2 separate regions of the Homo sapiens genome follow, and region 2 is linked to region 1. Evidence: read pairs that join two places in POLR2A ChIA-PET (ENCODE). Cell type or tissue: Panc1. All regions are shown on one strand. Each heading gives the region's core, and the rest is flanking DNA. Links, peaks and the distances in the headings are about the cores only.

Region 1 (5,386 bases), core at 216-5,215:
AAAAACCTGGATTTGGTGATAATGAACAAAGGGCTTTCTTTTTCTGTCTCTTTATTAGGCACGGTCTCGCTCTGTTGCCATGCTGGAGTGCAGTGGTGCACTCATGGCTGACTGTAGCCTTGGATTCCTGGGCTCAAGTGATCTTCCTGCCTCAGCCTGCCAAACAGCTGGGACTACAGGCATGCACTACCAAACCCAGCTTACTTACTTACTGATTTATTGTAGAGACAGGGTCTTACAATGCTGCCCAGGATGATCTCAAACTTCTGGCCTCAACACATCCTCCCACATCAGCCTCCCAAAATGTTGGGATTACAGGCATGAGCCACTGTGCCCAGCCTAGGGCCCAATTTAGAAAGGGAGGTCATAAGGAAGGTCTGACAAGACCTTTTAGCTGAAGCTTGAAGGATGAAGAACTTGCCATGAATTTGGCATATTCTACAACCTGACAAGCAGCCAGTATGATAGAAGCATGAGGGATCAGATCATATAGGATTTTATAGCCCATGGTAGGTAAAGTTTAAATTTTATTCTAGGTATGATGGAAAGTAGCCTCAGTTATTGTCATAAAAGTATTATGAAAAAAATTTATCATAAAAACAAGGAAACTCACTACATAATGATTTTTAAACTTAATTTTTAGAGGTTGACAAATAAGGCTTAATGGCTATCCACCACTACTCATAGTAAAACTTAGCATTGAGTAAATGGTAACAACAGCATTAGTTGTTGTAATGTCCACTCAAGTGCATAATTAGTATTCTACTTGGTTAGTTTTCACTCTGGAAAAAGCAGCAAAACCTACCACACCCAACTCCAGATCATTTAAAAACATTTTACACCCATTTAAAATAAAACAGTATACTGTTGGTAGATAGGTGCTAAAATACATTCTCTTGTGATTTCAAAACTAACAATGTCTATTAGTCATTACATTCATTAAGACTTTAGAGGCCAGGTGCAGTGGGTCATGCCTATAATCCCAGCATTTTGGGAGGGTGAACCAGATGGACTGCTTGAGCTCAGAAGTTCGAGACCAGCCAGGGCAACATGGTGAAATTACATCTCTACCAAAAATACAGTGAGGCCCTGTCTCAAAAATAAAAAAATAAAAAATAAAGACTTCCATTAAATCTATGAAATAACTTGTATTTACAAAACACAGAACTTTTACAAATAGCTCAAAGCATTTAAGAGACATTAGTCTTTTTCTTGTCATTATTTATTTATTTTTTTTGAGATGGAGTCTCTCACTCTTGTCACCCAGGCTGGAGGGCAGTGGTGCGATCTCGGCTCACTGCAACCTCTGCCTCCTGGATTCAAGTGATTCTCCTGCCTCAGCCTCCTGAGTAGCTGGGATTACAGGCACCCACCACCACACCTGGCTAATTTTTGTATTGTTAGTAGAGATGGGGTTTCACTATGCTGGCCAGGCTGGTCTCGAAATCCTGACCTCAAGTGATCCGCCCACCGCGGCCTCCCCAAGTGCTGGGGATTATAGGCATGAGCCACTGCCCCCAGCCTACTTTTTGTTTTCTAGAGACATTAGTCTTTATATCTTTAAAGGTATTTAGTCCAGTTTCTCAGATGAGACAGCCTGAAGCACAAAACTGTTAATTGACCTAATCAAGCTCCAAGGTGAGTCACAGATCAAACAGAAACTCTTAGGTCAACAGGTTCTCACTCTCACTCTCATCACGATTCTTTGTTATCTTCATCTGCAGAGTTTTAAGGCAATTGAAAGAGAGGTCCGCAGGCTTCTTTAAGGTAGAGAATACAAATGTTCCCCTTGTTGAGGTACTTAATTTCTTCTACTTGTTTTCACAGATTGCAATGAGAAATTAGAGTTCAACTATTTGGGTTTTTATTGCCTGCTCTGCTAGTGAAAGCACATACAACCCCAGGCAAGTTAATACCCTGTTTTCACCAAATGAAAAAGGAACTATGTATGGCTCAACATGTTCCAGAAAAAATGATTTTGTACTCACAGAGTGTGTAATGTGTATACATAGACCCATATGGAAGCTACCACACTGTATTAAAGACAAAGTATAAAAACATTACCTAGGTATTACTTAAGTCTTTCCTTCTTAAATGTGTGAAGTGGTAATTCCTCACTGGGAAGGCTCAGATTCACCAAAGATGCTCTTAACCAGCAATCAAAGCCTGAGCCAAGGACCGGGTGTGGTGGCTCACACCTGTAATCTCAGCACTTTGGGACGCCAAGGCAGGAGGACTGTTTGAGGCCAAGAGTTCGAGACCAGCATGGGCAACATAGCAAGACCTTGTCTCTTAGCAGGAAAAAAAAAAAAAAGAAAAAAAACAAAACCCAACTGGGCTGAAACCTCTCCCAGAATCCAGACTGTCTTGAGACTATCACCACTTTCATTCAGTTATGGAACTACCTGTGCTACTTAAGAGTAGCCAGGAACCTCTTCCCTGCTCCTGCAGAAAGAGATACCAAGGACAGCACTCTTTAGTAGATAGCAAACAAAAAAGAATTTGAGACTTGTCCTTATCTCAAACCTTATTTCCAGTAAAACAAAGCACCAGCCTGGCTCAGAAACCTGAAGTCTCGATCTCCTAAATATTTATAGGCTGTTAAGGATAGAATTTTAACAAGTCCCAACTACAAGAAAGCTCCTGTGAAGTCACACTGTATAACAGGATATTACTTCATCTGTTAGCTTAAAGACACCGGACTTTGTCTTTAAAAAAAGTTCATTTCCTGTTGAGTAGCAGCTGGCTTCCATAACCAAAAGAGGCCAAAAGCTGGCAGTAAGCCCAAGAAAGTTTTCTAAATAATTAGTGGAGGGAATAGAATATTGAATGTCCCTTATAGTTTTAATTAAGGCACAAAAGAAAAGGAAATAATATAGTTTCGAAGCCTTATACACCTGTTCATCTCTACAGGATTACAAAATGAATTTTCATTAAGAGGGTCTTCTCTAAATCCTATTGAACTGGCCTGGTTTAGGCAACTACTAAAAATACTGTAGATTTATTGCAGGCTTGAGAATTTCAACATATCAATACCTTCATATGTTGAATATTCTTTCACTAATGAGTCTTTGCAGGTAATAATATATTTTTAATGGTGTAAACTGTTAGCTTTAAACAGATACTCAGCTCTATGCTTTAGGCAAAAAATTAGTACTGGCAGCTGTAGTCTGTAGGAGTAATTCACTAACAGTAAGGCTGAAAGTTTTTCCTATTACAAAGTCAAATGCGTCATTTAGTGATGCTTCTGTTTAACTCCTGTTGCCAATGTTACTATAATTGGGAAAGCAGAAAACCTGAATATAAATATCAAGAAAAATGATGTTGTCAGTTTTAATAACCCTCCAAACAGTGATTCAGCAAAATAGTTGTACACAAGGAGGATGTACTCATCCTGCAATTTTAGGATTCCTTTAAACTAAGAGTTCATTTACTGATCCACATAACAGAAACCTGAATCCTTATTCTAAGTTTGCACAGCTCACCAAATGACAATAGCAGCTGGTTTAAAAGAAAATCCAGTCTCTGAAGTCTTTCCACCTTGTTCTCAGGGGCATGTTTCAAAGCAAGCACCATCATTACCTGCACTGAAGGCTCCTGCTGTCCCAGAAAAGATCTTACCCACAGAGATTATTGTCAGTATTCCTACTGAGCCAACTCAGCTCTCTGACAAAAGACAGTCTCTTCATCAAAGAGTTTTGTAACAGCAAAGGGTTTTCTCCTCCTGCCTACACAAAAGCTTTACATGTTTCTAACAAGGTATGAATAGTAGACCAGAGTTTACTGAGGTTAGAAATTTCCAGCAATTTCAATTTAAAAACGGATACCCTAGGAAACTTTGATACAAAGATTCAATCTATTCAGAGCATGGCTTACTACTGCTAAAGGAAAACATTCTATAGTTGTAAGATACTGAGAACAGGATCATTAAAAGTTGTTTTCCAGCCAGGTGCGGTGGTTCACGCCTGTAATCCCAGCACTTTGGGAGGCCGAGGCGGGTAAATCACGAGGTCAGGAGATTGAGACCATCCTGGCTAACATGGGGAAACCCCGTCTCTACTAAAAATACAAAAATTAGCTGGGTGTGGTGGCACGTGTCTGTAATCCCAGCTACTTGGGAGGCTGAGGCAGGAAAATGGCTTGAACGCGGGAGGCGGAGATTGCAGTGAGCCAAGAGCGTGCCACTGCACTCCAGCCTGGGGACAGAGCGAGACTCCACCTCAAAAAAAAAAAAAAAGTTTTAAGCAGTTCTCTCCAAATAAGCCTTGCTCAGTAATAATAATGAGGATGTTAAAAAACGGACAGATGCCTGCACATAAAATCCCACTAGACTTGCTGAATAATCTGTTTAACAGGACAGACCTGCTCCCAAACTTAATTCAGCAGCAAGTGTCTACTGAGGGCCTACAATGTACGAGGCGCTGTAGTGGGCACATCCCATGAGGCGGCACCTCCAGGCTTCTCTAGTGAACAGATTCCTGGAACATTCACTCTATGGGAGTAGGAATCCTACCTATCCACTCATGTGGGGAGGTGCTGTGGCCCCAGGGCCCAGGCGAATACCTGGCAAAGAGCAGATAATACATTTTTGAGAAATGAACAAGTTTTAAAATCTGTTAAAAGTTTAGGAGTTAACATATAACTTAGCAAAACTGGGGAAAGGATACCCTTTTATTCACACTGTAGCCTTTATTCTTTGACAGGCCATATTCACAAGTTACAATTGTTGGAATTTCACATCTTCTACTCGTACTCCATATAGTTGGTTATGACACAGAGGGTTAAGTCAAAGTCCACTGTGATAACGTAACAGCCCTTTGAAAAACACAGAAATGCAACTGGCAGTAAAGAGGTTCAGATATGTGTGTGTGTGTGTGTGTGTGTGTGTGTGTGTGTGTTTTGAGAGGGAGTTTCGTTCTTGTCATCCAGGCTGGAGTGCAATAGCACGATCTCAGCTCACTGCAACTCCGCCTCCCAGTTTCAAGCAATTCTCCTGCCTCAGCCTCCCGAGTAGCTGGGATTACAGGGGCCTGCCACCACACCCACCTAATTTTGTATTTTTAGTGGAGATGGAGTTTCACCATGTTGGCCAGGCTGGTCTCGAATTCCTGGCCTCAGGTTATATGCCCGCCTCGGCCTCCCAAAGTGCTAGGATTACAGGCATGAGTCACTGCGCCCAGCCCAGACCTGTGTTTTTAAGGTTAAACTTGAAGAGCTGATGACTTTATTTTGATCAGAGGTTAAAGAGAATTCCTCGTGTAACCCTGACACGTTGCACTTGCTGCTCGGTAGATTGAAGTGTTACAGCTGTTGTTCCTAACAACCTCCCACAGCGGGAGAATGCAGCGTGGACTAAGGCACCTGATGGAAGAGAGCCATGAAAACA
Region 2 (5,386 bases), core at 320-5,319, 340 kb before region 1:
TCCCACTCTGGATAAGATTTAGTGGATTAGGATTAGAAGACAAACCCTTTTATGTTGATATGTTGCTAATATAGGACTAATCCTAGAAACCTCATACTCTTTCTGAGGTTCTTACCATTCAGTAGGTAGCTATTATCGTGTAACCATTTAGAATTGCACCATTAGTTAAGTAAGATGTTGGCTTTAAGTGGACCACCCTGTATTGAAGATTTAATTATCCTTTATTGTGACTATCTTGACAGTTATCAGGGATGTTGGATACATTATGGGTTTTCCCTACTGTGCTATTTCTTTTATTTTTTGCCTCTGTAAGTTGCTGGGCACTGCTTTTTTTCTCTTTTTATTAGCCTAGAATTAACTAAAAGATTGTATCTCTTATCCATCACCTCCTACTGTGCTCTGCCCTTCCTCTCTAGGAGCCTCTTGTGGCAAATCTCCAACTTGGCCATTCAAGCAGTTCATACCCAGATGAAAAAGTTCAAGGTACAGATATCAGCCATTCTCAGTGGTCAGTTTCCATTGTCTTTACCAATAGCTCTCTGCTGTGCTCAGCTCCTGTTTCTCTGAGCTTGGGGTTTTACTGAGTTTTTTTTAGAAAATCCGTCAACTTATCTAATGAAGAAGACTCTTGTCTTTTGACTGTATTGATACAGGCTACAGAGGTACTTACTCCTTTTCTGTGAACCTGTTTTCTCTTGTATAGATTCAAGAAATTCTTCAGTGATTCTGCTTTGTTGATGGTATTCTTGTCATTTTCTCATGCTGCTATAGAATTTTGTACAAATTATATATATATATATATATTTTCTTAAGAAACTTAGTTTATCCAACAAAAGGACTATAACACTATTTTACATTCTTAATTCTGATATAAAGCACATTTTCAAATTAGTTGCCAACCTTTGTTTTAAAATTATATTGAAATCCTGGATCTAGATCTTCTAGACAGTTTCTTTGGTATATTATATTGGTCATTTCAGTGGGGTTTGGAGAAGACAGGAGAATAAATTGACTCACTTTACCTCCCAGCAATGTTTAATGAATGTTGATTGAATGAGTGAAATTAGTGGTTAGGTAGAGCAGTTGATTTGGCCTAAATAATATTTACAAATATGTATAGGAGATTTAGTCTACAGCAGTTGATTATCTTTGAAAACTTTTTTTTTTTTTTGAGACGGAGTCTTGTTCTGTCACCAGGCTGGAGAGCAGTGGTATGATCTCGGCTCACTGCCACCTCCACCTCCAGGGTTCAAGTGATTCTCCTGCCTCAGCCTCCTGAGTAGCTGGGACTATATAGGCTTATGCCACCACACCCAGCTAATTTTCGTATTTTTAGCAGAGACGGGGTTTCACCATGTTGGCCAGGATGGTCTCGATCTCTTGACCTTGTGATCTGCCCACCTCAGCCTCCCGAAGTGCTGGAATTACAGGCATGAGCCACTGCGCCTGGCCGAAAACATTTTTAATAGTGGGAAAGTTATGATACAATAATTTTCTTAAGGTCACACATTTAAGTAACCAGAAAAGGTTTAAGTTTTATGGCTCCTATTTATGGCAGGGACATATGTGTAATCAGTTAGAATGCAGGAGACATTATATTAAAGTGGCTAACAGGACAGACTGTAGAGCCTAGGTTCAAATTCTACCTGTTCTGTCTGGACATGACGGTTCATGTGCCTGTAATCTGAGCACTTTGGGAGGCTGAGATGGGAGGATCGCCTGAGCCCAGGAGTTTGAGACCAACCTGGGCAACATAGCAAGACTTCATCTCTACAAACATTTTTTTTTTTAATTGCTAGTCATGATGATGTGTGCCTGTAGTCCTAGCTACTCGGGAGGCTGAGGCAGAAGGATCGCTTGAGCCTAGGAGTTCAAGGCTGCAGTGAGATATGATTGTGCCACTGTACTCCAGCCTGGGCAATGGAACAAGACTCTGTCTAAAAAAAAAAAAAAAATTCTATCTGTTCAGCTTACTAGCAGCATGATTTTGGGCAACATACCTCAGAGGTCTGTTTCATGTATATAAAACACTTACAGTGCTTGGCACATAGCACTATGTAAGTGTCAACTAAAGTTAATCAGACTAACTTTTGAAGATCCTTAGCTATAGTCTTTTCGGGAGCCATAGGCAGTTATCTTAAAAATTGATCATAAATACTTTATTGTAATAAATATTAAGTTGTAGATATAAATGTTACCATACCGATTCTACTGTTTACATATAAATTCTAGTCCATGGACAACTGGCCACAGTGTTTACCTCATATGAATAGTACCACTACTGTAAAGAAGAGTAGTCTTACTGTTGAAAAAAGTAAATTTCAATATTGAATACAAATTGAAATCAGTGAGCCTAACTGTACATCAAATTAATCATGTAACCATCAAGGAAAAAAGGAATTATCAAGTAACTTTTCAACATAAAACTCTGACTGTGCTCTCTTAATGATGGGATATAACCTAAGGACAAAAAGAACTGCAAAGAAATACTGATCTTAGTAGGTAACAAACCCCCTACAACAGCTCTGCAGGGGAAATGTCCCCATTTTGCTGTTGAAGAAGCATATTCAAAGAAGGGAATGATTTACCTGGCATTAAATGATGCTGGAGTCATACCACACTGCTGTTTTTATAGTGTGCTGTTTCTGATGAGTCCTGTTTTAACCATCCTGGTTTGTTTAGTACCTCTCTCTTATTAACACCCTCTGTAATTATTAGAACCACATTTTCAAGAACTTAGTAACCATTTGAACCCCCTTTTTTCAATAATTTCATTCCATGTAATCAGGCCTAGTTTTTTGAAATCTGCTTTCCTAAGGGGTATTTGACCTACCCATTCTTTACAAATTCTGAGATGACCTAGATGACCTAACAGCTTTTTTCCTAATTCCTCCTGCTTCACCAATAACTAGTTCCTGGAATATTAGCTAGTGTCCAAGTCACAATTATTTATGGTCTGTATGATAACTAAGTCTGGAAGTTGGATATGAGAGAATTGCATTCTTTTTTTTTTTTTTTTTTTTGGAGACAGGATCTCACTCTGTCGCCCAGGCTGGAGTGCTGTGGTGCGATTTTGGCTCACTGCAACCTCCACCTTCCGGGTTGCAGTGATCCTCCTGACTCAGCCTCCTGAGTAGCTGGGATGACAGGCACGTGCTACCAAGCCCAGCTAATTTTTGTATTTTTAGTAGAGACAGGGTTTTACCATGTTGGTCAAGTTGATCTCAAACTCCTGACCTCAGGTGATCCGCCCACCTCGGCCTCCCAAAGAGCTGGGATTACAGGCATGAGCCACCGCGCCCAGCCTGAGAATTGCATTCTTAAAGACATTAATCTGTTTGTAATTTAGGATGTCTTATAGTGATTTGGTGGTGAGACATACGGGAAGGGGTGGTAAAGAGTGCAATTGTTGGACCTGTGCTTTTTACGTGAAATAGCGGAAATGAGTATTACTTTACAAACTGGTTTTGGAAATGATTCATTCATTAAAGAAAGCAAATAAAAATAGCAATAAAACTAGGACATAATAACTGGTTGTTAAATGAACTCTATGTCCTTTGAAAAGGAGATGATTAAGGAAGAAAATATGTAAATAACTTGGGTACACAAGCTGCTATTTGAAATTCTGCTGAGTAAAAATGATAGGAGGAGTTAAACTGTTCAGGAATTTAGCTCTTGCTTAAAGTATTCGTGTAGCAAGTCTCTGTTTTTTTTAAATTACAGTGTTTGAAGATCCTCTTCTTGAATTAACAGAATCAAAGTGAAATTCCATTTTTTAAATCACTCCTAAACTGTCTTTAGTGTGTGGCTTTAAAATATAATTCTATGTAATATACTAGAGAAATTCTCAAGAAAATCTAGGACTAGGATTTCAATATAATTTTAAAAGGAAGTAAGGTGGGCAATCAGATTAATTTGAAAAAGTGCTTTATATCACTAGTAAGAATGCAAAACTGTGTTATAGTGCTTTCATTAGGTTAACTGCGTTTCTAAACACCTGGAGAAAATTATTTTAGTATTTTCTGTCCAAAATAGCGGTTTGTGGAAAATGCGCCACTTGTCTGGGGAAATCAGTGTTTATGAGACATCTTTGTTAATGTTTCTAAAGTTTTAACTCTCTGGACAAACATTCAAGAAAAATTTAACCGTTATACAAAAATATTCCTACATAGTAAACTTTGAGCACACCTGTGGAATTAGACTTGGTTCATGTTCTAACCAACTCCTTCTAGCTGGTACCTTGTCATTTAGCCTGTTACTGAGTTTCCTTATTGAATTGTTTTGAGAATTAACTTGAGCACACATAAAGCACTTAATACTACACCCAGCACTAAGAAAGCACTCAAAATATAGTGGCAGCTATTATTATTTATCCTTCTTCCTCTCCGTTTTCTCCTCCAGATTTATGAGTGATAGGGACAGAAAATTTCTTATCAGAGTGCCCTTTATTTTAATCTCAAGGTTTTGAAGTAGAATTTAGGACAAAAATAGATTTTTCTGAACCAAAACACTGAAGATTCTGTTTGGGAAGTGAGAAAGCAAGCTGCTAAACACCTACTCTACTTGTGCAGTGACAAGAAAATTGAATTTCTCATTCGTTTCCTGCCCCTAGCCCTTGCCTTCAGTTTCTCTGCCTCAGTATGAAAGTATCTGTATTCCTTTGGGGACAGTTGCCTCACTGAAGCCACAAAGAGCAGTCTCCAGGAGTTGTGTGGCAAGCTAACTATAACCTTTTGGAAGAACATCTGGATACAGTTTTCATTTTTAAAATGTATCGTTTTTTAGGTCATTAGATTTATATAGTTCAAATTTATTGGTGTCAGTTCTCTTCCTAGGTTGTACCATCCATTTTGAAAAGATGTATGTCTTTTATCCAGAAGATGTAAAGTATATAGGGTCATAATCAATAAAAATCTCTATCTTCAGTTAAACTACTGGAGTTTTCCCTTCTTCAAGTTTTCAGAATATAATCATTATACCAAACACACGTGTGCGTATGCATATATATCCATCCATACAAATATAACTTTCCTTTATTATGATTACTCAGTTGCAAGCAGTGTAGAAGTTATAATATTTGTTTTATTATAATCATTTCAGCAATATGGATAGGGCTACTGGACCCTGGAATTTGAAAAGAGAGGATCTTTTTTATGTTTTTTTTTTTTAATTTTGATAAAATATGCATAACGAAATTTACCATCTTAACCATTTTTAAGTGTACAGTTCAGTGGCATTAAGTTTATTCACATTGTTTTACCACCGTCACCCCGATCCATCTGTAAAGCTCTTTTCATCTTGCAAAACCAAAACTCTACACCCATTAAACAACTTAAAAAGAGAGGATCTTAACATCAGAATCACATAATTACTACTCTATAAACAT

Evidence for each region. Peaks named below come from ENCODE experiments on the same cell type or tissue, not always from the same donor. Only the 100,000 strongest peaks of a DNase experiment are listed, where the experiment ranks them.
Region 2: POLR2A ChIA-PET joins it to region 1 with 11 read pairs; 1 of 35 experiments calls an interaction of 5 or more read pairs at or near these places.

What each region holds. Positions count from the first base shown.
Region 1 is chr16:22,366,988-22,372,373 of GRCh38, forward strand. All of the region lies in intron 1 of CDR2 (cerebellar degeneration related protein 2), which reads right to left. Among named protein-coding and RNA genes, the nearest start is that of CDR2, 4.9 kb to the right of the region's middle. In Panc1, for the core only: no CTCF peak of the experiment used is centred there; a DNase peak (open chromatin) is centred at 2,734; H3K4me3 peaks cover 102 bases; H3K27ac peaks cover 556 bases.
Region 2 is chr16:22,023,213-22,028,598 of GRCh38, forward strand. All of the region lies in intron 1 of MOSMO (modulator of smoothened), which reads left to right. Among named protein-coding and RNA genes, the nearest start is that of MOSMO, 18 kb to the left of the region's middle. RefSeq lists an enhancer at 2,907-4,106 and a silencer at 4,502-4,661. In Panc1, for the core only: no CTCF peak of the experiment used is centred there; a DNase peak (open chromatin) is centred at 3,399; H3K4me3 peaks cover 416 bases; H3K27ac peaks cover 3,410 bases.